Regions from separate parts of the Homo sapiens genome. Here all the other regions are linked to region 1. Evidence: read pairs that join two places in POLR2A ChIA-PET (ENCODE). Cell type or tissue: GM12878. All regions are shown on one strand. Links, peaks and the distances in the headings refer to the core of each region. The heading gives the core; the rest is flanking DNA.

Evidence for each region. ChIA-PET counts read pairs that join two places held together with the same protein. Peaks named below come from ENCODE experiments on the same cell type or tissue, not always from the same donor. Only the 100,000 strongest peaks of a DNase experiment are listed, where the experiment ranks them.
Region 2: POLR2A ChIA-PET joins it to region 1 with 7 read pairs; 4 of 35 experiments call an interaction of 5 or more read pairs at or near these places.
Region 3: POLR2A ChIA-PET joins it to region 1 with 5 read pairs; 2 of 35 experiments call an interaction of 5 or more read pairs at or near these places.

Annotation. Positions count from the first base shown.
Region 1 is chr17:46,142,092-46,150,430 of GRCh38, forward strand. All of the region lies in intron 2 of KANSL1 (KAT8 regulatory NSL complex subunit 1), which reads right to left. Among named protein-coding and RNA genes, the nearest start is that of KANSL1, 47 kb to the right of the region's middle. RefSeq lists a silencer at 1,738-1,938 and enhancers at 6,516-7,017, 7,018-7,517. In GM12878, for the core only: no CTCF peak of the experiment used is centred there; a DNase peak (open chromatin) is centred at 4,140; H3K4me3 peaks cover 2,195 bases; H3K27ac peaks cover 4,043 bases.
Region 2 is chr17:46,016,233-46,024,571 of GRCh38, forward strand. It overlaps MAPT (microtubule associated protein tau), which reads left to right. Exons shown (of 13, transcript NM_001377265.1): 12 at 2,386-2,498; 13 at 7,724-8,339. The coding sequence ends at 7,939. Among named protein-coding and RNA genes, the nearest start is that of STH, 21 kb to the left of the region's middle. RefSeq lists an enhancer at 7,270-7,888. In GM12878, for the core only: no CTCF peak of the experiment used is centred there; a DNase peak (open chromatin) is centred at 4,019.
Region 3 is chr17:46,717,812-46,726,150 of GRCh38, forward strand. All of the region lies in intron 15 of NSF (N-ethylmaleimide sensitive factor, vesicle fusing ATPase), which reads left to right. It also overlaps a transcript of LRRC37A2 not described here, the pseudogene LOC107985026 and the pseudogene RPS7P11. Among named protein-coding and RNA genes, the nearest start is that of WNT3, 97 kb to the right of the region's middle. In GM12878, for the core only: no CTCF peak of the experiment used is centred there; no DNase peak of the experiment used is centred there.

The DNA.
Region 1 (8,339 bases), core at 2,163-7,162:
ATTGGTAAAAGGGTAGTTTCCAAAAATAAAAACATGTACAAGGAAATTTAAAATTCTCCTATTAGTGTCTGGAAGGATGAAGAATTTCTACTATTTTAGGTTGAGAAAGAAAGCTAAAGGCAAAAGATCAACAGACAAAAATTTAAACAATTTATAATTTCTAACTTATCCAAGTTTGACTCCAATATTTTTACCAAAGGATAAATATCTCTGCTTCAAAGAATCATAAAAACATTACAACAGCCTGGCACAGTGGCTCATGCCTGTAATCACAGCACTTTGGGAGGCCAAGGCAGGAGGACTGCTTGAGTCCAGGAGTTTGAGACCAGCCTGGGCAACAGAGCAAAACCCCATCTCTACAAAGAAAAAAAAATTTTTTAATAAGGGGGGCATAAGGGTGCACTCCTGTGGTCCCAGCTACTTGTGAGGACCACTTGAGTCCTGGAGGTTGAAGCTGCAGCAAGCTACGACTATGCCACTGCACTCTAGCCTGGGCAACAGAGCAAGACTGCAGACTGTATCAAAACAAAACAAAACAAAACATTACAACATATGAGAATGTTCAACTTCACTAATACTTTCCCAATGCAAATTTAAGTAAAGATAGTATTTTTTATTTATCAGTTTAGCAAATATTTTTAAAGGATCCTCCATGCTAATTGGAGTGTGGTTAAACAAAAAACCTGCTTGTTACACTGCTGGTATGACTACAACTGGGAACCTTTTGGAAAGCAACCTAACAAGATATATCTGTAGTCTTCTGAATTGTTCACACTCTCTTTTATTCTTAGATTCATACAATATAAATAAATACAAAAAGCAAAGCCTATGTGCACAAACAGCAAGCATCAGAAAGTCCATGAAAAGAATAGTACAAGTATATAGTAAAGGAATTAACTTATACTTTGCTTTTCAAACTATGTTCAATCCAATAGATTTCTAAATATGGCAAGTTTCTAAAAATCCAACTCCTTAAGTACACTGTAAAGACATTTATGCACACAGCTAAAATATACTCAAACTAAGAAGTCCTCAAAGGCCGTAAGATACACTAAAAATATAATACCTCCCAGTGAAATAAAGGGAAAAGCAGAAGTCAGGTGAGAATATTTACATATATGTACCCATTCAGCAGTTCTGTAGAAGTCATTATCTTCTTTGGGAGGCCGAGGCAGGTGGATCACCTGAAGTCAGGAGTTCAAGACCAGCCTGGCCAACATGGTGAAACCCCGTCTCTACTAAATACACCAAAATTAGCCAGGTGTGGTGGCAGGCGCCTATAATCCCAGCTACTCAGAAAGCTGAGGCAGGAAAATCGCTTGAACCCGCGAGACAGAGGTTGCAGTGAGCTGAGATCACGCCATTGTGCTCCAGCCTGGGCAACAAGAGCAAAACTTCGTCTCAAAAAATAAATAAATAAATAAATAAAAAGGCCGGGCACAGTGGCTCACGCCTGTAATCCCAGCACTTTGGGAGGCCGAGACGGGTAGATCACGAGGTCAGGAGATTGAGGCCATCCTGGTTAACACGGTGAAACCCTGTCTCTAGTAAAAATACAAAAAATTAGCCGGGCGTTGTGGCGGGCGCCTGTAGTCCCAGCTACTCAGGAGGCTGAGGCAGGAGAATGGCGTGAACCCAGGAGGCAGAGCTTGCAGTGAGCCGAGATCACGCCACTGCCCTCCAGCCTGGGCGACAGAGCGAGACTCCATCTCAAAAAAAAAAAAAAAAAAAAAAAAAGAAGTTGTTATCTTCCCAGTAGAAGAGATGAGAAAATTTGAGGTCCAGATTGGTTGAGTGATATCCGAGGACCACAGAGCTAGTAAAATTATGGAGCTAGAACTTGAAGTCTGATTCCAAATCACATGTTTCCTATGCTACCCCAAACAAAGGGAGTATTTTCTACAGTGGCATTACAACAGACCAAGTAACAGCAGAGGTAAAACAAGTTTCACATGTCTGTGGCTCTTTGTTTTTTACAAGTTTTTATTACTTTGTCATGGGGGGGAAAACGAAAAATTATAATTAGGTCAAGGAAAGATATAACTATACTACTACTATCATTCTGAAGGAAGGGAAGGTATACCTTCTAAGTCCTGCATAGTTTAAAAATTCCCATTACTTGCGAGACCAGGTGAGACTGCACAGTTCTAGACTTCCTATCGTGTGCCAAAACTCTAGGGATAATCAAAAAATGTTTGTTGAATGAACGCTAATTTAAAATAGAAAAAGAAATTCCAGATTTCCTCCTCAGTACAAGAGGCCTGCAACAACAAACTTCTGAAATACCAGCAGTCTACTAATTGCATATTCAAATTTAAACCACAGAAAGTTGAATCAACTCTGCCAATTTCTGGGACTCTCTAAATGAACTCTTAATACAAAAATACATACTCAGGCTCAGCATTTTTTCTAATCATTTACAAAAGTAAAAGGACGTCAGGACAAGTTCTGGTGAAATTTTATAAACAGCCATGAATTGCAGCTGTAGACTGCCAGATACATAACCTGTATATGACAGGGGGTACCACGTGGAAATTAGAGACATCCCCCTTCACCAAAAAGATTATATCCAGGGGATACTACATAATAAAAAAAAAATCTGAAAAATGTAATGGGATTAAGATCCTTTAGAATAGGCTAGTAGTGATGATTTTGCTTTTTCAGTCCCCTCCTCACAAACAAATGATGATGACACTGCCCTTAGCTTTCTATGTGCAAAGACAGTATTAACCTTCCCAGGCCAAACTTACGACTACACCTTTTCCACACGAAATGCAAGGCATTTCTAACTCCCCAGATTACCTCACATTCGTTGGATGCCACACAATAGATTATAAAGTATCAAGATATATATTAATTTTTAAAAGTTCACCAGGAGTTGGATATTCTAAACTGGGTTTCTGATTCTTAACAGTGAGAATGAAGTCAAGCTCCTTATTTGGTGGTTAGAGGAGAGGATTTGGCCAGAAATAATTCTTTTAGGATTGACAGACAAGTACTACTTAAGTTCTATCATCTCATCCAAAAACTTGCTTCTTATATTCTGCTTTTAACCCGATCTACACAATGAAAAGCCACGGAGACTAGTTTTGCATGAAAGCAAAGGACTTTTCTAATATGACTTCAGAGCATGCCATGCTTTAAAGTCCATGTTCAACCACTTACTATCATTTTCCAACTCACTCTCTATGGGCCCATCCCATATTTCAACTACAGGTATACCTCCTGGCCCTTTCTATTTCATAAGCTTCTTTGGAAGACAAATCTACTGATTTATGCAATAAACTTTCTACCTCTACTTAACCAATTTGATAATTTAATAGCTGGAGATAATTCTAAATTCCCCAAACCTTAATCAAGAATTTTGGAAAAAAAGAGCTATCTAGAACAGTTATCTTCCTGAAAACACTGTTGTGCTAAACTGAAACACAGCCTTTTCTCAAGAGCTAAGCAGCTACTTGGGTCTACATTTTAATGCACTAAATAATTTTATAAGATCATGTTTGAAACCAAAAAACCCAAAAAGGATTGTCAAGCTAGGTCAGCTTACAAAACCCCTTCTGTTATGAACTAGGAAATCAAACAACAAAACATAAGCTCTAGGAAATGAGCATGGAGGTGCTCCATCCATACTAGCTTTTCCTTGTTTTTTTCTTGAGAGGAGTGACTCTCTGTCACCCAGGCTGGAGTGTAGTGATGCAATCCTGGTTCACTCCAACCTCCACCTCCTGAGTTCAAGGGATTCTCCTGCCTCAGCCTCCCGAGTAGCTGGGATTACAGGCGTCGACCATGACACTCAGCTATTTTTTGTATTTTTAGTAGAGACAGGGTTTCACCATGTTGGCTAGGCTGGTCTCAAATTCCTGACCTCAAGTGATCCTCCCACCTTGGCCCCCTCAAAGTGCTGGGATTACAGGTGTGAGCCACCGTGCCAGCCCATACTAGCTTTTCTGAAGCCTCTTTACTCATTCTTTTGTTCTCTACTCTAGCAGCTAAAGACATCTCCTAAAGAAACAACTAGTGTGCCTCCATACAACCCCTCAGTAAGCACTCAGTATTGAGACTAAACTGTGAAAAGCACTAAAATAAATGCATCATTCATCTATGACCTTCTGAGAATACCACCACCTCATATTTGAATAGACGTCTAGTTTTCATGAGAACTTTCACGCACTCATTTGATCCTCTTTAAAAACCACAGGAAACAGGGCAAGCCATCTTATCAGCTCTATTTACAGAGAGGGAAATCAATTTGAAAAGGTTACATAGCTTAATCAAGGTCACAAAGTGACTGACTGGCCAAGCTGGTACTCAGTCTTATGATAGTCCAGGGCTCTTTCCTCTACACTGATCCTAAATTGAAAAAAAAAATTTTTTTTGGACTGCTCCTGCAAGGTAGGGCTACCCCATAGGCAGAGAGTAGCTGAAAAATTCTGTATGTGTCTATCACAAGAAGTTGAGGCCGGGCGCGGTGGCTCACGCCTGTAATCCCAGCACTTTGGGAGGCCGAAGCCGGCGGATCACGAGGTCAGGAGATCGAGACCATCCCAGCTAAAACGGTGAAACCCCGTCTCTACTAAAAATACAAAAAATTAGCCGGGCGTAGTGGCGGGCGCCTGTAGTCCCAGCTACTTGGGAGGCTGAGGCAGGAGAATGGCGTGAACCCGGGAGGCGGAGCTTGCAGTGAGCCGAGATCCCGCCACTGCACTCCAGCCTGGGCGACAGAGCGAGACTCCGTCTCAAAAAAAAAAAAAAAAAAAAAAAAAGAAGTTGACAGGCCTAAAAGGTTTCACATTTAGATGTTTCTTTTTTTGGAAAAGGTGAAGATCTGGCTGGGCACAGTGGTGCACATCCTTAGGTAGTTCCAGCTACACAGGAGGCTGAGGCAGAAGAACTGCTTGAGCCCAGCCTGAGCAACACAGTGAGACTCCATCACTAAAAATAAGTAAATAAATAAATCACATAAAAAATAAAAAATTTTAAAAGGGGGTAAAGAGCCAATGAATTGACTAAGAAATGTGTTGTTTCAAATCAGAATGACCTTGAAAAGCCATAGTACTTGCATGCAAAAATATGATCCGATTTAAAAAGTCAATATGCTTAAAATACAACAGAAAAATCAACCAATATATGTATTTCGTATTACTGGTTTAAAATTTCTGAATATGCTGTAAAGAGAAGGAGGTGAAAAACGTCAACCAGACTGGGGTGGTGGCTCATGCCTGTAAACCCAGCACTTTGGAAGGCCAAGGTGGGTGGATCACTTGAGTTCAGGAGTTCACGACCAGTGTGGGCAAGGTGGCAAGATCCTGTCTCTACAAAAAATACAAAAATTAGCCAGATGTGGTAGCATGCGCCTGTAGTGCCAGCTACTCGGGAGGCTGAGATAGAAGAATTGCTTGAGACTAGGAGGCAGAGGGTGTAGTGGGCAGAGATCATACCACTAACCCCTCCAGCCTGGGTGACAGAGTGAGACTCTTTAAAAAAAAAAAAAAAAAAAAAAAAGAGAGCGAGAGAGAAAGAGGCAGAGAGAGAGAGAAAGATCTCAACTGATAAGATACTACATAATCACATTATCTCTTGCTTGACCAACTTAACAAATATTTCAAAATGTTTATAAAAATCAAAATGGGTCAGCATTGGAAGAAGTTGTAAGTAAAATTCAGGTGTTCTCCACATGAGGCAACTGCTGTTAATAGAAGACTATATGACGGTATTTTCTCGAAGTTTGGTACAAAGATCAAAAATAGAATCACAGGCAAAACCCTTGAAAGGCTTAGGAATCTGAATTTTTAAGTACTAGGTTGTTGATGAATATAAAATTTAAAGATGTGTATTTAGGGTAGAAATAACCTTGACCTTGGTAGCTGTGGAACTTGTGTGGTTACTCGTTCTGGGCCCTGGTTTTCCCAATGGTAAAACAGAGGAGGTAGGGACACAAACGTCCTACTTCATAGAAAAGTTATAAGACTTTAAAGGCGATGGTTTATAAAAAGTAATTAGCACACAGTTTTGACACACACTAAATAATAATTAGCTACTATGGTGGAAATTTTATTTCTATTTAACACTTCTGACATTAGCAAATAGTGTACCAAACAGACATGCTTTTTACATAGTTACATGATTCTTCTCAACAACCGCTCCCCCGAAAGAAAGCAGTTTTTAAGAGGGTCACTCTCATGATTTGAAGAGAACTGGGAGAGGAGGAACATAAATCAGTTCTGTCACATTTTAAGGATTAGAATTTAAACATTAAAAACAATTTTAATATGTTCACATATATAACTATCACCTGGTTGGACCATGACAAAAACCCACCCCTAACCATAAACAAGGGTAACCTATCATTTATCAAAAACAGGAAACGTTCCTATCTCTCAAGATCAGCGCTCTGAACTAATTATTTAACATAAGGTCATTTTTACGAGTTCACATGCTGAATGGCTTACAATTAAAAGCCTCTTCTAACCCAAATCACCATCCTCCTTCACTTACCTTTTTTTTTTTTTGAGATGGGAGTCTCCCTCTGTCGCCCAGGCTGAAGTATAGTGGCACAATCTCAGATCACTGCAACCTCTACCTCCTGGGTTCAATTGATTCTCCTGCCTCAGCCTCCTGAACAGCTGGGTACAAGCACCCACCATGCCTTGCTAATTTTTTTTTGTATTTTTAGTAGCGACAGGGTTTAACCATGTTGGCCAGGCTGGTCTGGAACGCCTGATCTCAAGTAATCTGCCCACCTCGGTTTCCCAAAGTGCTGGGATTACAAGCATGAACCACCGTACCTGGCCTGTTGCTTACACTTAAAAAAAAAAAAAAAAATTCCTCCCCTCTCCCTAGACTCCTAACCTAATCAAGTTACCAAATTCAAAAAATTATTTTATCTCACCCATTCTTGCCTCTTTTTTTCTTTTTTTTTTTTTTTTGAGACGGAGTCTCGCTCTATCGCCCAGGCTGGAGTGCAGTGGCATGATCTTGGCTCACTGCAAGCTCCACCTCCCGGGTTCACGCCATTCTCCTGCCTCAGCCTCCCAAGTAGCTGGGACTACAGGCGCCCACCACTGCGCCCAGCTGATTTTTTGTATTTTTAGTAGAGACGGTGTTTCACGTGTTAGCCAGGATGGTCTCGATCTCCTGACCTTGTGATCCGCCCGTCTCGGCCTCCCAAAGTGCTGGGATTACAGGCGTAAGCCACTGCGCCCAGCCTGCCTCTTTTTTTCTACTAGGGCTATCACAATTCTGGCCTTCATTTCATTTGACAGGAAGGCATGGGTTTATACCCTAACCAGAACAACAATGAACAGGATTTCTGCCTCCACTCCTCTAATCCAGGGGTTGGCAAACTTTTTCTGTAAAGGGCCAGATGGCAAATATTTAGGCTTTGCAGGCCACACAGTCTCCGTCTCAACTACACAACTCTTGCCATTATAGTACTAAAGCAGCCACAGACAATATTCAAGTGAATGAGTATGACTGTGTTCCAATAAAACTTTACTTACAAAAACTTGCCTTAGACTGCATTTGGCATACAGGGCATAGTCTGTTGATTGTGCTAATCCAACCAACTAATATCAACTTTCCTAAATTCCATCACAGATCATGTGATTTCTGATTTAAAAGTCACTTTCCTTGGCTGGGCACGGTGGCTCACGCCTGTAATGCCAGCACTTTGGGAGGCCATGGCGGGTGGATCACGAGGTCAGGAGATCGAGACCATCCTGGCTAGTAGTAGAGATGATGAAACCCCGTCTCTACTAAAAATACAAAAAAAAAAAAAATTAGCCGGGTGTGGTGGCGGGCGCCTGTAATCCCAGCTACTCGGGAGGCTGAGGCAGGAGAATGGTGTGAACCCAGGAGGTGGAGCTTGCAGTGAGCTGAGATCGCACCACTGCACCCCAGCCTGGGCAACAGTGCGAGACTCCATCTCAAAAATAAATAAATAAATAAAAAATAAAAGTCACTTTCCTTACCAAAAAAAAAAAAAAAATAGAACTTAACATTCCTTGGCCTGATACTCAAAGGCTTCCTCCATGAGTATAATCTTCATTAACCTTGGTCATTTCCTTTTTCTCATACTAGATTCCAAATTGTATTCCATGATTGTGGCTGCTTATACTGCTCTAATTCCAAACCTTTGCTCAATTTGTATACAGAATGTCCTTTCTTCTTTCCCTCTAAACACCTACATCTCCCTTGCTTCCCACACTACCACCTAGAACTAAAATCCATCTATCCTCTAAGAAGTCTCCTTCCCTTTACCCAGAAATTCTTCTTCAGCAGAACTTCTATGGCACTTAATCTGTATCTTTTCTGACAATGATTGCTTTGTATCTTTT
Region 2 (8,339 bases), core at 1,138-6,137, 130 kb before region 1:
AATACAAAAACTAGCCAGGCATGGTGGCACATGCCTGTAATCCCAGCTACTTGGGAGGCTGAAGCAGGAGAATCACTTGAACCCAGGAGGCAGAGGCTGAGTGAGCCAAGATCGTGCCAATGCACTCCAGCTTGGGTGAGGGAGTGAGACTCCGTCTCAAAAAAAAAAAAAAAGAAAGAAAAAGAAAAGAAAGTGATCCTACTGGAACCATGCTTACTCCCCTCCCCACCTCACACTGTGTAGAAATTAGTGCTGTCGGCCAGGCGCGGTGGCTCATGCCTGTAATCGCAGCACTTTGGGAGGCCAAGGCAGGCGGATCACGAGGTCAGGAGATCAAGACCATCCTGGCTAACACAGTGAAACCCTGTCTCTACTAAAAATACAAAAAATTAGCCGGGCATGGTGGCAGGCACCTGTAGTCCCAACTACTTGGGAGGCTGAGGCAGGAGAATGGCATGAACCTGGGAGGCGGAGCTTGCAGTGAGCCAAGATCGCGCCACTGCATACCAGCCTAGGTGACAGAGTGAGACTCAGCAAAAAAAGAAAGAAAGAAAGAAAGAAATCAGTGCTGTCTATACTTCTTTCTGCAGTGATGGAAATATTCTGTATCTGTGCTGTCCAGTATAGTAGCCACTAGCTACATGTGGCACTTGAAACATGGCTGGTACAGTTGAGGAAGAGTGGCTGCCATATCGGACGACACAGCTATAGATTCTGTCACCCCACCCCGAGAGTCCAGAGCGGGGACTTCTGCCTTAGGCCCTATTCAGGGCTGATTTTTACTTGAACCCTTACTGTGGGAAGAGAAGGCCATGAGAAGTTCAGTCTAGAATGTGACTCCTTATTTTCTGGCTCCCTTGGACACTTTGTGGGATTTAGTCTCCCTGTGGAAAGTATTCCACAAGTGGTGCCACCACCCCAGCTGTGAGAGCAGCTGGGAGCTGCTTTTGTCATCTTTCCCTGGAAAGTCCTGTGGGCTGTCTCTTCCTCATGCCTTGTCCCATGCTTGGGCATGGTGTCAAGCGTCAGGAGGGAGAAAGGGTCCTTATTTATTTATTTAGAGAGGGACCCTTCTTCTGTTCCCAGGCTGGAGTGCAGTGGTGCGATCTCGGCTCACTGCAACCTCCGCCTCCTGGGTTCAAGTGATTCTCCTGCCTCAGCCTCCTGAGTAGCTGAGATTACAGGCACATGCCAACATGCCTGGCTAATTTTTTTTTTTTTTTTTTTTTTTTTTTTTTGAGATGGAGTTGTACTCTCATTGCCCAGGCTGGAATGTAATGGCACAATCTCGGCTCACTGCAACCTCCACCTCCTGGATTCAAGCAATTCTCCTGTCTCAGCTTCCCAAGTAGCTGGGATTACAGGTGCCCGCCACCATGCTCAACTAATTTTTGTATTTTTTTTTTAGTAGAGACGAGGTTTCACCATGTTGGTCAGACTGGTCTCAAACTCCTGACCTCAGGTGATCCACCTGCCTCGGCCTCCCAAAGTGCTAGGATTACAGGCATGAGCCACCACGCCCGGCCTGAAAGGGTTCTTATTTAGTGTGCATTTTGACATTCAATTTAATTCCAAGGTCTTGTGGGGTCATGGTTTACAGGATGTTGATATAGAAAAGACTTCACTTAATGGGCCGGGCGCAGTGGCTCATGCCTGTAATCCCAGCACTTTGGGAGGCCGAGGCAGGCAGATCAGGAGGTCAGGAGATTGAGACCATCCTGGCTAACACAGTGAAACCCCATCTCTACTGAAAATACAAAAAATTAGCTGGGCGTGGTGGCAGGCACCTGTAGTCCCAGCCACTCGGTTGGCTGAGGCAGGAGAATGGCATGAACCCGGGAGGCGGAGCTTGCAGTGAGCAGAGACCATGCCACTGCACTCCAGCCTGGGCGACAGAGCAAGACTCTGTCTCAAGAAAAAAAAAAAAAAAACAGACTTTACTTACTGGAAGCCAACCAATGTATATTTAGAGTAATTTTTCCTGGGCTGAGCTGTCATTTACTTTTGCAGTATCTCAAGAAGAAGAGTTTACAGTGTAAATATTTGATGCACACTTTGATTATATAGATGAAGCAAACTATTTTCAAGAGCTTTGCAAGGACTTACTTGTATCCAAACACCATTCTAAAGGAGTCTTACCTACTTCTAAAGGCTGGTCTCTACTTGGAACCACTTGCTTGGCCCTGGTTCAAGTCCTGCTGCAAACCTGGAAGTCCTGTCATTGTCTTCTTCCCTCCAGAGCAGTGGCACCCAATCTAATTTTTGCTGTGCCCCAGCAGCCCCTGGCACTTTGCCCTGTAGACTGCAGACCTCATGTAATGTATGTTAAGTCCACAGAACCACAGAAGATGATGGCAAGATGCTCTTGTGTGTGTTGTGTTCTAGGAGGTGGCCAGGTGGAAGTAAAATCTGAGAAGCTTGACTTCAAGGACAGAGTCCAGTCGAAGATTGGGTCCCTGGACAATATCACCCACGTCCCTGGCGGAGGAAATAAAAAGGTAAAGGGGGTAGGGTGGGTTGGATGCTGCCCTTGGGTATATGGGCATTAATCAAGTTGAGTGGACAAAGGCTGGTCCAGTTCCCAGAGGAGGAAAACAGAGGCTTCTGTGTTGACTGGCTGGATGTGGGCCCTCAGCAGCATCCAGTGGGTCTCCACTGCCTGTCTCAATCACCTGGAGCTTTAGCACGTTTCACACCTGGGCCCCAACCTGGAGAGGCTGACCAATGGGTCTCAGGGGCAGCTCGGTTGCTGGAGTTTTTGTTTTTATTTATTTTTATGTATTTAAGGCAGGGTCTCTGTATTAGTCCATTCTCACACTGCTAATAAAGACATACCCAAGACTGGGTAATTTATAAAGGAAAGAGGTTTAATGGACTCACAGTTCCACATGGCTGGGGAGGCCTCAAAATCATGGCGGAAGGCAAAGGAGAAGCAAAGGCATTTCTTACATGGCGACAGGCAAGAGAGCGTGTGCAGGGGAACTCCCATTTATAAAACCATCAGACCTCATGAGATTTATTCACTATCATGAGAACAGCATGGGAAAGACCCGCCCCCATGATTCAGTTACCTCCCACTGGGTCCCTCCCATGACACATGGAATTATGGGAGCTACAATTCAAGATGAGATTTGGGTGGGGACACAGCCAAACCATATCAGTCTCCCTCTGTCATCCAGGCTGGAGTGCACTGGCATGATCTCGGCTCACTGCAGCCTCTACCTCCCTGGGTCAGGTGATCTTCCCACCTCAGCCTCCCAGGTAGCTGGAACTACAGGTACCTGCCACTATGCCTGGCTAAATATTTTGTATTTCCTGTGGAGACGAGGTTTTGCCACGTTGCCCAGGCTGGTCTTGAACTCCTGAGGTCAAGCAATATGCCCACCTCGGCCTCCCAAGGTGCTGGGATTACAGGTGTGAGCCACAGTGCTCGGCCTAAGTCACTGCAGTTTTTAAAGCTCCCAGGTGATTCTTCAGTGCAGTCAAAAGTGAGAACTGGCTGGGTGCGGTGGCTCATGCCTGTAATCCCAGCACCTTGGGAGGCGAAGGTGGGCAGATGGCTTGAGGTCAGGAGTTCAAGACCAGCCTGGCCAACATGGTAAAACCCCATCTCTACTAAAAATACAAAAGTTAGCTGGGTGTGGTGGTGCGTGCCTGTAATCCCAGCTACTTGGGAGGCTGAGGCATGAGAATTGCTTGAACCCAGGGGACAGAGGTTGTAGTGAGCCGAGATCGTGCCACTGCACTCCAGCCTGGGCAACAGAGTGAGATTCCATCTCACAAAAAAAAAAAAAAAAGCGAGAACCACTGTCCTAGGCCCTGATGTTTGCAGGCAACTAAAAAAGGAAGTGGACATCCCCAGTCAGCTGTGGCGCACCAAGAACAAGTCATGGGAACATAACCTAATTTTCTAAATGGGTTACTAGGCACTTAGAGCAAAACAATGATGCCGAAATCCTGATTTCAGCAAAGCCTCTGCCTGCCTGTCTTGGAAGTATCCACATGAGGCTGCTGGGGCCTTGGTGTCCCCAGCAGTTTCTAGTCTCTAGGTCTTGCTGTGGGTGTCTGTGCAGTGAGGGTGTGTGTGGCGCTGGGTGAGCTCTGTCTAGGCCTGGCACAGGATGCGGTCTGGTAGCTGCTGCTTCTCTTCTGCAGAAGCGCAGCCAAGCACCCTCTGGGGTTTCAGGCCCACACCCAGCCTGAAGTTCTGGGAGTGGCTCACTTTCCAACCTTCAGGGTCTCCCAGCAGCTGACTGGGGAGTGGTGGAGGGAAAAGGGATTGTATTAGTCCGTTTTCACGCCGCTGATGAAGACATACCCGATACTGGGCAGTCTAAAAGATAGAGGTCTGATGGACTCACAGTTCCACGTGACTGGGGAGGCCTGACAATCATGGTGGAAGGTGAAAGGCTTGTCTCACACGGTGGCAGACAAGAGAAAAGAGCTTGTGCAGGGGAACTCCCCTTTATAAAACCATCAGATCTCGGGAGACTTATTCACTATCATGAGAACAGCACGGGAAAGACCCTCCTCTATGATTCAATTACCTCCCACCAGGTCCCTCCCACAACATGTAGGAATTGTGGGAACTACAATTCAAGATGACATTTGGGTGGGGACACAGCCAAACCATATCAGGGCGTCCCAGAAAGGGTATAGGGTCTGAGACCCAAGTCAGCATGAGAAAGTATGCTTCTCATGGTGGCCCAGTTGGGTGGAAGTGGCAGCCGGGCCGTCTTTCCACCAGGCCACTCAAGTAGCAGCTGAGAGACCCCTGCCCTGGCCAGTCCCCGCCCTCCCCTCTTGCCACTGCCTCTGGTTCTGAACAGATGGGCACCCTCATCTTGTATTTGTGATTAATGTCTAACAATGTAGTTTTGTGAGAAGGGTTTGCTGATACAGCCTTGCTGCAGATGCTGCGAACTGTGGCCTGGGGCAGACCTTACCTCCAGACACGCCCTGAGGCAGGGGAGGGCACTGGCCCGTAGCTGGCCGAGAGCTCTCGGGTTGCGCGACAGGGATACTTTTCAGCGGCTGGGTCGCTATCCAAAGTGAGAAAACGAGGAGGGACCAGGAGGCTGTCCGCCTCAAGAGATGTGGGGGCCAGGTCCAGTTATCTGGGGAAGCAGTAAGCTTCTCTGCTGTTTCTAACCCCAGGCCTCCCCTGGTCTAAGGCAGGGCCTCCCAGCCTCGGGGCACTTTAAAGATATCTGGGCCTGGCCCCATCCCCACAGTCTGACTGAGTGGGTCTGGATAGGGCCTGAGCATTGGTGATTTCCTGGGTGAAAGGAGGCCCCTCACAGTCTCTGGAAGCTTCTCTGTGTTAGGAAAAGCTCTGGGCTTGACTCTGCTTTGAAAGTCAAGATCCGCAAATCCTCTCAGCCTCAGTTTCTCCTTCAGCAAGATGAAATGGAAATGCTGTACCTACGTCCCGGGGTGGTTGTGAGACCCAAAAAAGACAATGTTCTGGAAGGTTCCTGGTGCGTTGCAGTCCTCTAAGAACCTGAGTTAGAGCCACGCTGAGTCTCAGCTTCTTGGCTCCTTCTGTTTCAAACTCGTCCATGTGATAGCTCAGGAAGGGTAGGCAGGGCCCTGCCCCCTACTCAGAAAACACCATCCTGGTCCTGGGGATCCCCGCAGCATTAGTCCCCTGTTTTCCCAGTGTATTGAGAAAAATTGCTAACAAGCAGTGGGGCACACCACCAGCCTCCTGGGTTCCTTTCAGTTTGGGGATTTTTGGACATTCCCAGGAATGTCTTAAAAAACACTTCAAAAAACATTAACATAAATATTTTTATCAAAGCCTGTATTAAATGGTCTTTCAAGAAAATACAGTAACAGGTCAGGCATGGTGGCTCATGCCTGTAACCCCAGCACTTTGGGAGGCCAAGGCAGGCAGATCACCTGAAATCAGGAGTTCAAGACCAACCTGGCCAACACAGCCAAATCCCATCTCTACAAAAAATACAAAAATTAGCTGGGTGTGGTGGCACACACCTGTAGTCCCAGCTACTTGGGAGGCCGAGGCAGGAGAATTGCTTGATCCCGGAGGCGGAGGTTGCAGTGAGCTGAGATCGTGCCACTGCACTCCAGCGTGGGTGACAAGGTGAATCTTTGTCTCAAAAAAAAAAAAAAAAAAAAGATAAAATACAGTATACAGTAATAGAGAACAATCCTTTTTTCAAAGTAGTGACCCCAAATGAACAAAATATGCATCTAGCTTAAATGCGAACCTGGTTTTCTCTACGCCCATTCAAGCCCCTGCAATAGGGGCCCTTCACCCCGCATCCATGGACTCCTAAAATTATATGGAAAATGGCTGTGTGTGAGTGTGGATGGACATGTGCACACATATTTTTGGCTTTACCAGATGCTCAAAGAGCCTAGGACCCAAAAAGGGCTGAGAATGACCGTGTCGGCCACTTCAGGGTCATCAGGAATTGCTGTGCACTGCTCACTTCTCCAGTGAACACTTTCTGCTTCTGTGTTTCCTGGTATCCTTTGGGACTCCTGGCTAGGTCATGTGTTTCTCTACTTTCAAAAGGGCTTCAGCCAGGCACGATGGCATGAGCCTGTAGTCCCAGTTGCTCTGGAGGTTAAGGTGGGAAGATTGCTTGAGCCCAGGAATTTGAGGCCAGCCTGGGCAAGTAGATAGGTAGATGATTGATAGATAGATAGATAGATAAATAGATGGATAGATAAGTCGCTAGACAGTCATCCATCCACCCATCCACACATAAAAAGGCCTTTGTCATGTCATGTTTTGTGGCCCACCTGCCAGTGTTGCCCACAGTTGCTGCCCCTCCAAACTCATCAGTCACTGGCAAACAGGAGGAATGTGTGGCTCATGTCTGGGCATCAGTGGCTGTGGGAGACATCCTTGATCTTCTCCAGCTTCTCCTTCCACATTTTCCTTTGCAATCTGGCAATATCTATTAAAATAAAATGTGCATGCCTTTTGACCTAAGAGCTTCACTTCTAGGACCCACTTACACGTGTGTGACATGATGTTCATACGGGTTTATTTATCTGAGGTTGTTCATACACACCATTGCCTGTAATCACTAAAGGCGGGAGCAGCCTACACATCCATCCACAGAGGAGTAGATGCCTTTTGGTACATCCGTGGCGACGGAATACTAAGCAGCCTGTGTATCTATACACTCACACGTGTTTGTTTATGTGTGGAATATCTCTGGAGGGTACACAAGAAACTTAAAATGATCACTGTCTCTGGGGAGGGTACCTGGGTGCCTGGGAGGCAGGTCAGGGAAGGAGTGGGCACAGGTATTACCAATTGGAAGACAATAAAAACAACAGCTCCTGGCCAGGCGCAGTGGCTCACGCCTGTAATGGCAGCACTCTGAGAGGCTGAGGCGGGCAGATTGCTTGCGTCCAGGAGTTCAAGACCAGCCTGGGCAACATAGCAAAACCCCGTTTCTATTAAAAATACAAAAAATTAGCCAGGTGTGGTGGCATGCACCTGTAATCCCAGCTACTCGGGAGGCTGAGGTGGGAGAATCACCTGAGCCTGGGAGGTCAAGGCTGCAGTGAGGTGAGATTGTGCCACCGCACTCTAGCCTGGGCGATAGAGCAAGACCCTGTCTCAAAAACAAACAAAAAACAGTCCCTGGCACTCTGGGCCAGGCCTGGCAGGGCAGTTGGCAGGGCTGGTCTTTCTCTGGCACTTCATCTCACCCTCCCTCCCTTCCTCTTCTTGCAGATTGAAACCCACAAGCTGACCTTCCGCGAGAACGCCAAAGCCAAGACAGACCACGGGGCGGAGATCGTGTACAAGTCGCCAGTGGTGTCTGGGGACACGTCTCCACGGCATCTCAGCAATGTCTCCTCCACCGGCAGCATCGACATGGTAGACTCGCCCCAGCTCGCCACGCTAGCTGACGAGGTGTCTGCCTCCCTGGCCAAGCAGGGTTTGTGATCAGGCCCCTGGGGCGGTCAATAATTGTGGAGAGGAGAGAATGAGAGAGTGTGGAAAAAAAAAGAATAATGACCCGGCCCCCGCCCTCTGCCCCCAGCTGCTCCTCGCAGTTCGGTTAATTGGTTAATCACTTAACCTGCTTTTGTCACTCGGCTTTGGCTCGGGACTTCAAAATCAGTGATGGGAGTAAGAGCAAATTTCATCTTTCCAAATTGATGGGTGGGCTAGTAATAAAATATTTAAAAAAAAACATTCAAAAACATGGCCACATCCAACATTTCCTCAGGCAATTCCTTTTGATTCTTTTTTCTTCCCCCTCCATGTAGAAGAGGGAGAAGGAGAGGCTCTGAAAGCTGCTTCTGGGGGATTTCAAGGGACTGGGGGTGCCAACCACCTCTGG
Region 3 (8,339 bases), core at 1,114-6,113, 570 kb after region 1:
TGACGGAAATCACGCTTAACAACTTTGACAAGGTCCTGGAGCATGATGGAAAGCTGACCGAACTGGAGCAGCGTTCAGACCAACTCCTGGATATGAGCTCAGCCTTCAGCAAGACAACAAAGACCCTGGCCCAGAAGAAGTGCTGGGAGAACATCCATTGCCAGATCTACTTGGGGCTAGTGGTGGGTGGTAGCCTGCTCATCATCCTGATTGAGCAGCTGGCCATCTTTCTCCCTCAGAGTGACACCAGTAATGCCCCACAGACCTAGGATGCAGGCACCACCTCAGGGCCTGGGGACTGACAGCTGGTCCTGAGGGAGAAGCCAAATGGCTGCACTGGCTGGTTCCGGTCTCCAGAGAACCTTGGTGTTTGCTCTCCCCTGACCCACCCCAGTGAGTGCCAAAGGGCAGCCCCAACACGTGCACCCCTGCATTTCTTGTCATGCCACAGACTGGCCCTCGAGGGCACCCTGCCATACTGGCCATGCCGGGCCAGCCCCACCTGAAGCTCAGTGAAAGCTGATTAAAAAAAAAAAATTATGTATAGATCAAAATAACTACAAGAGTGGAAATTGAATATTCCTAACAAAAAGAAATGATACATGCTTAATGAGTTTCACAACTACCCTTATTTGATCGTTACATGTTTTATACTTGTATCAAAATGGTGCATGTACTCCATAAATATGTATAACTATTATGTAGCCATAACTAAAAATTTAAAATTTATATAAAAACAGTATTCCATAGGACTACCAAACTAGGGAAATTACTGCCCCCATTTTCTCATTAGATTTTTCTTCACTAGAGTAGTATAACATGACCGAGAATTTGGGCTTGCTCAGCTCTCCACACTGACCGGCCGAATGACCTTGGATATGTCATTTAACCTATAAGCCACTGTTTTCTCATCTGTCAAATGAAGATAATATTAATAGCTGCATTATAGGGTTATGAGAATTAGATGGTAATTTCTGTAAAGTGTCACAGTGCCTGGGATATAATATGAAATCAATGAAGTGTAGTGGTTATTTTTACTTATTATTATACATACATTTTTTATTATTTCCTTATGACAAATTCTCAGAAGTGGGATTGCTAAGGTAAAAATATTAGTATTGTAAAGATTTTTGATACATAGTGCTATCAAAACTCTTAGGTAAAAAATGCTCTTGGTTTTATAAAGCCTACGCCTTCAGAATGTTGTACTAATTTACACTTGTAGCTTCACCATATAAGAGTATGAGTTTCTTGGGATTCTCACCCGTACTTGATATTATTAAAATATTTTTTGCCAGTTGGATAAGCAGAAGGTTGGCATTTAGTTATTTCTTTAGCTACATTTCAATGACTAAATGCTCAAATTTAAGATTTTTCAAAATGTTTTGCAATGACAATAGTCTGTGAAACTGAAAAATATGTAACACATTAATTTTTGTTAAAGATGTGTGGTCTGAATTAGTTAATTCATAGAGCATCTTTACCTACCACTTTATTACTTAAACCAACAGGTAAGAGTTTTAGTAGAGAGGGCTGTTAGGCTTGCTTTAATGAGTACATGAGATTTTATTATAATTATACTATTGCCTCTTTTTCACAAATGGATGGTGCTAAAATACGTGAAAGTAGTTTATTCTCAATTAATTTAAAATTCACCTTGTACTTCTCTTAATTTGCTTATTAGTGAATCCTTTCTCCATGGATAAACTCCTCAAAACTGCTGAAGTATGTATGAGGTATTGTCCTCACGTTCTGGGGGGTATACCATATGTTCCATTAAGATGTTTGAAGTATTCACAGACCTTCCCCTTCTCCCCTATTTTACGTTTGCTTCCCAAACTTCATTCTATTTTTAAATTTTAATTCCTTTATCCATTTTTGCATCAATACTTGTTTAAAAATCTATTTTACTAGTTCTATTCGTGCCATTAAATGAACAAAAGAAGAAAGCAGAATTTGATTTTAACTAATTACCTAATCTTGATGCTTTCTGAGTATACAATCAGTAGAGATGAAGTAGAACAATCAGATAGAACTAAATTGTTTGAACAAAATTAAGTAAAACTACCAGTGATTTATAAAACTGTACCCATTAATAACATGATATAGTCTTATTTTCAAAGGATTGAAAATTAATGGAAGAAATTTTCCTTTCCACTAGCTTTGCACGAAAGAAATAATCTTCTTTGAATATCCTCCTGTAAATCCCACTGCAAATTGTAGTCTGCACAGAACAGAATCGTGATGCCTAATCCTCCTCTTTTCATGGTTTAGTCTATACAAAGAGCAGAGCTGGAAATTGGATCTTTTGACAGCAGTTACTAAGCAACAGAATTTGGATGTTTTTGGTTAACATCCTAATATATAATGTAGCTGATTTGTTGAAGTTTTTGCATATATTAGCTGAGAGAAGTGGGCACTCCGGAAGTGACTACAGGTCCCTGTATGGCTGGGGAGGTGGGCATTTGTTGTTGTTTTGTTCAATACACTGTGTCTTTTGGCATTTGTATCTCTTTGGCGTAGAAAGGAGGCTGGTGCAGAACTTTCAGACCTTGTGACTTTTTATATTATTAAGAATACCCTTCTCTGTGGCTCACGATATGAGAAAATGTAAGATTTTTTCCTGAAAAGCAGGGAGAACAAATAAAGGATTTTAAGGTCATTCCAGGAAGCTTTAGAGCTTTGCCAAAAGTTTAGGTCCACTTCCTGAGGCAGTTTCATTAGCAGACAGCTAATGTTTGCTTGGTCTACTCCCAAGTTATTTTTAGAAACGAGATTATTACTGATAGCACCCATTTGAATTTGCTCATTTACGTTTTTATATGCTACCAAATATGATTAGAGTATGCTTTTAACTAATCGCTGACAGATTTACTGCATTAGGGATTTTCTAAGCTATGAGATTCCTACAGTCATCAGATTTCTACTAACTAGGTACTTCACGCCAAGTACTTCAGAACTGAGATGAACTCTTTCAGCTCCCAGAAGAACCAGAGTGTTTGGCTTTGCTTACCTAAGGGCACTAAGGAGGTCCCAGAGGATGGAGGGCTGAATCTCCTGAGAGCATGCTTGTTGTGGCTTGTGATCCCGAAAGGCTGGGATTAATGGAACTAATGCTGGTGTGCTCCCATTTGCACTTGTGTAGACTCTGGAGCCCGTAGCTGCTGCCCCTGTCCCACACACAGGTGGCTCCCCAGTTGTCTGAAGATCCCAGGAGTGGGCTCTGGGACTTAAGAGCTTGCCGTGTCCTTGAGCACCACATTCAGACCTGCCCCTAATCCCTGCGTGGCAGAGCCCCGCTTCTCCTGTCCCTCAGTGCTCACGGAGTGCATGTGGCACACTCTTGCCTTAAGCCCAGGCTCCCCACACTCTGGGTTGTCTCTCATACCCCTCCAGCCTGTGTCGTACCTCCACCTTTGCATGCAAGAGAGGTTACAGTTTAATATGACAATCTCATTATGTGCACAGGTGGACATAACGGGCTTCTGTGTTTTCTAGAGCTGCTCTTCCTTCCTTTAGAGTAGACTTCCCGTTATTTCATGAGACACAGGCTGACTGATGCCACTCTTTCCCACATTGTTTCCTTCTTCAGTTCTTCCTGTTTTTTCTTTAGCCTTCTCTTTCAGACTTCCCTCCTAACTTTAAGACCCTATATATGTATGTTGATAATTTTACCTGTTCTACAGGAAACTTCATAATAGAACTGGGCTGACTATACATTCTTTTTCTGTGTGTGTGTGAATATATACTTTTTATTTAGCCATTTTTGTTTACAATTGAAACTCTGGGAATTCAAAATTAACATCCTTGCCCGTGAGCTTCTTATAGACACCAGAAAAAGTTTCAACCTTGTGTTCCACATTGTTCTGCTGTGCTTTGTCCAAATGAACCTTTATGAGCCGGCTGCTATCTAGTTTGACGGGGATTCTCTTGCCCACAATTTCGCTTGGGAAGACCAAGTCCTCAAGGAAGGCATCGTGCACAGCTGTCAGAGTACGGCTCCTGGGACACTTTTGCTTATTTTTTGTACGGCTTTTTCGAGTTGGCTTAGGCAGAATTCTCCTCTGAGCGATAAAGACGACATGCTTCCCACTGAACTTTTTCTCCAATTCGCGTACTAGCCGGACTTGGATTTTCTGGAAAGATTTCAGTTGAGGAACGGGAACAAAGATTATGATAGCTTTCCGACCACCACCAACTTCAGTTTCCTTGGCTGCCGTAATATTCAGCTCCCTGAGCTGAGCCTTGAGGTCCGAGTTCATCTCCAGCTCCAGAAGAGCCTGGGAGATGGCCGGACTCGAACTCGTCCGGCTTCTCGCCATTGGGCTTCACGATCTTGGCGCTCGAACTGAACATGGCTTTCTCCTGGGAGAACTTGCAGCGCCTGCTTAGGAAGAGACCCAAATCTCGCGAGAGCACGTCAAAATCCCTACATTCTTAAGATTAATTTTGGGGGGAGTCTGTAAGATACGGTTCTTACCTTCTTACCTCCAGCCTCAGTCCTCCTGGCATCTTCTGTGTTGGGGCATCTTTGGATCTAGAGCAAGCACTGTGTGACCTGCTGTGTGCTATAACTCACGGTGAGTTTGGCACTTCAGTTGTACTAGTCTGGCTAGGGCAGTTTGTACAATTTTACTTTTCTCGCATCTTTCTTTCCAGTACCTCTCCTCCTGCTGGGATTTATCTACCTAAAGTTGTGGTGCAGCTTCCCGGCTTAGTATGTAAATATCTCACTTGGATTTTCCTGTGGCAGCTAACCTCACGTACTTGCCAGCCAACTCTGAGTATCTTCTTAGTGAGAATTCTGCTGGGGCCTGGGCCAGAAAGGGTGAAAGGGACTAAGGGACTGAGGAGACTAGGCAGAAATCGTGGATCCTGGGAAGAGTTATGAGCACAGGTTACACTAGTGACTAGATAAGGAAGAAAATGTACGTGTGAGAAGAAAAAGGGATGTGTGTGTATGTATGTATTTAAATTAGAGCAGAGTAGCTACCCGGAGGAGTTTCAGTTGACTGGTTACCTGAAACTAGTCAAGTTACAACTGGAATTGCACAGCCTTCGTCATGGTCGGTGTGTTAATAGAGCTTGCTGTGAGTGCACCTCTCCCTCTGATAGTAATTAGCACAGAGACCGACTGCAAAAAACAAGAACGTCACTACTTGATATTAAGTGACTGCTGCAGGTATTTTTCCTCTCAAATGTTATGTGTAGGCCATGCAGTCAACTGTGAAGTGATTTGGAATGCTTTGTGAATTACAGTGTCTGAGATAAGTTGGTGAGACTACATACCATGTAGCAAGTCATCATTAGTTTAGACCTAAGCAATGTCCTGAGTAAGGTCCTTGCAGCCATATAAGCTGTACATTGTTTTGAGAAGGAAAAACATAGAACTACTGCAACCAGCCAGGCTGTGGTGTTCCAGGTCCCTGTGGCTCTAATCCATGATCTCACAGCCTGATGGTCAGAGTTATATGCTGGCATCAGAGCTTTTAGTAGAATTCTGAAAAATGTTTTGAAAAGCAAAGCATTATTTTCAGTGATTCCTTAAAATTACCTGAGTTTATAAGATACCACATTGGCTGCGGTTCCATCTTCAAAAAAAGTAGCAAAGAACCGCTGTAGAACTGCTTCTGAGCTTTTCAGTTGTCTCGAATGTACCAACTCAAAGCCAAAAGGAACCATCATTGTGTATCAAGAGACTGAAATAAATATCCTATTCTCATTTTCTCTTTTTCTGTGTTTGGGGAGGAGAAGATAAAAGGCCCTTCCCTTCTTGCTCTTTAAATGTACTCATGATCCATTTTCAAACCAGCTTCACCTCTGTGTTTTATTTCAGTTGCCAAATCAGGACAGATCCTTGACTCCAGTTTTCTCTTTCATCACCACACCCATTCATTCACCAAGTTCTTTCAGTTCCTCCTCCTAAACATCTCTAGATTCTGTCCACTTACCAGCACACCCACTCCCTGGCCACCATCATTTCTCACCTAGAACTCCACAATCTCAATTAACTATTATTCCCCTCTAATGCTTTTCTATACAATCAGGAAAATGTTTCTAAAACATAAGCCTGACATGTCAGTCCATTGCTTATAACCCTTTAGTGGCTTGTTATTGCCTTTACAGTAAAATTTTAACTCATGAAATTTGTAAGACTCTTTACGTCCAAGTTCCTTCATCACCTCTTCTAATTCATCTCACCTACCACTCCACTGCATTGACACCAACACCACTTTATTTTAATTCTTATTGACCGTTCCTGCAGTGTTCCTGAATGTTCACATCTCTGTGTCTCCTAATTTTCAGTATATTCTGCTTAGAACACTTTCTTCCACCCTTTCCACTGGTTAACTGTTGTTCATGCTTCAAGTCTCAGGTTAAGTGTCACTTCCTAAATTTAGGAAACTGTCCTGACTCCCTAAGTCCATTTAAGAGTCAAGATAGGCTGAGTTATGCTGCATGAAAGGACAACCCGAAAATCTCAGTGGCTTAACACAACAAAGTTTATTTTTTATTTACACTACTATATCTCCGTCATGGCTCAGACAGTGAGTTCTGTTCATTATATTTTCTCAGAGACTCAAGCTAATAGATAATAGAGGCCCCGCCTTACATCTGATTCCATGATAGCCAAGGCAGGGAAAGGAGTATGGTGAATCATGCAGTGACTCCTAAGGCTTCTTTCAGAAAGGGGTGTATTTCCCCTCATATTTCATTAACCAAAGCAAGCCCCATAGTTATGCCTAACTTCCAAGGCACTGGGGAAATACTGCCTACCCTGTGCCCCCGTATCATCTTGTATTTCCCCTAGCCTAATAATGTCATGCTTTGTTATAATTACATGTGACTTGCTTCCCCAACTCTAACTTTTGTGAAAGTAGGATTATTTTTGTCTTATTTATTATCCTCTGCAGTGCCTTCATTAATGCTTGATACATAATAAGAATTCAAAAATATTTGTTGAGTGAGTGAATGAATAAGGCAGCACTCCAAGACTCAATCCTTAGGCCTTTTTTTCTTCTTCTTCTGCCATTTCTTCTTGAAGATGGCTTCCTCTGTCATGGTTTCAGCAGTCACTGCCCTGAGAGTGATTTCCATTCCCTGACTTCAATCAGATATCTCCAACTTCTCACTTAATATTTCTACTTGAATTTAAAATGTGTAAATTTATTCTTTTAGTAAATACTTCTTAATTACTCTCTAATAAGGCATTATATTAAATGATATGAGGATACAGAGGTAATTAAGACAGCACTTGCCATCTGAGGGCTTGCAATCTAGTATAATACAAAAATAGTACAATGAATCAATAATATATATACGTAATATACAAAATCCTGTGCCAAAGGAGAAGACAAGTGATTTATGGCAAGATGGAATTGGAACTTGTGTTGTTTCAACCATTGAACCTACAGAGCAGACATCATTACTGAATTCTGTTCTGTGCTGGGCACTACACATAACATGAACAGAATAAAGCTTTTATCCACCTCACAGTCCAGTGGGGAGACAGATAGCTTAGGACGAAAGGATAGATGGGGTTTAGACAGAGTGTGGGAGGGTAATTAGGGGGTAAAGGGATGGTGCATAGGAAAACGTTTTCACCAGAGGGGTTGACCTGATTAAATATCTGGAGAAATTGTCAGTATTTATGCCAGGAAAGAGGTAAGGAAGGAACTGAATCAAGATGGTCACAGTGAGACTCTATTATGGTAACTTAATTGTTAGGAATACTTTAAAAACCAAGTATACACAGGTTGTTTTTAAACCTAACATGAAAAATGGTTAATATCATGAGTTTGACTTTATTTCTGTACCTAATTATAAGTCTTCAATGGTTAAAAGATACCCAGGAAGGAATATATGCCATTCCAAGCAAGATGTTGGTGCGGGTGGGGATCGGGTTTACTATCTTGGTGTGCTGAGGTTGGTTACCAACCAGAGAGAGTGGGCTGGGATGCAGAAACTAATTCTTACTCATGACACTGATGAGATTTCCTGAGCCCCACCTGTAGTCTCTGGAATAGTACCTTCATTTCCAAAAAGGCTAGTCTCAAGGCCTTGAGTACTTCTATTCAACTTGCAGATAAGCTAATTCTTCTATCTGATTTGAAATTACTACATCCTTGCCAGGCTAAAACCGTTCCTTCACTGCTTAATTTCATTCTCATTTTCTTGACCATCTTAAGACAGTGCATTCATATCTTTTGTCTGGTTTTATACGTACATCTATCTGATCCTTCATACTCAACCTTTAATTCTTTTGTAAGCTCTTTTACCATTATGGTCTGATTTGAGTTGACAGAATTCTGATCTTTCAGTGTTACTTTTGCTTAACA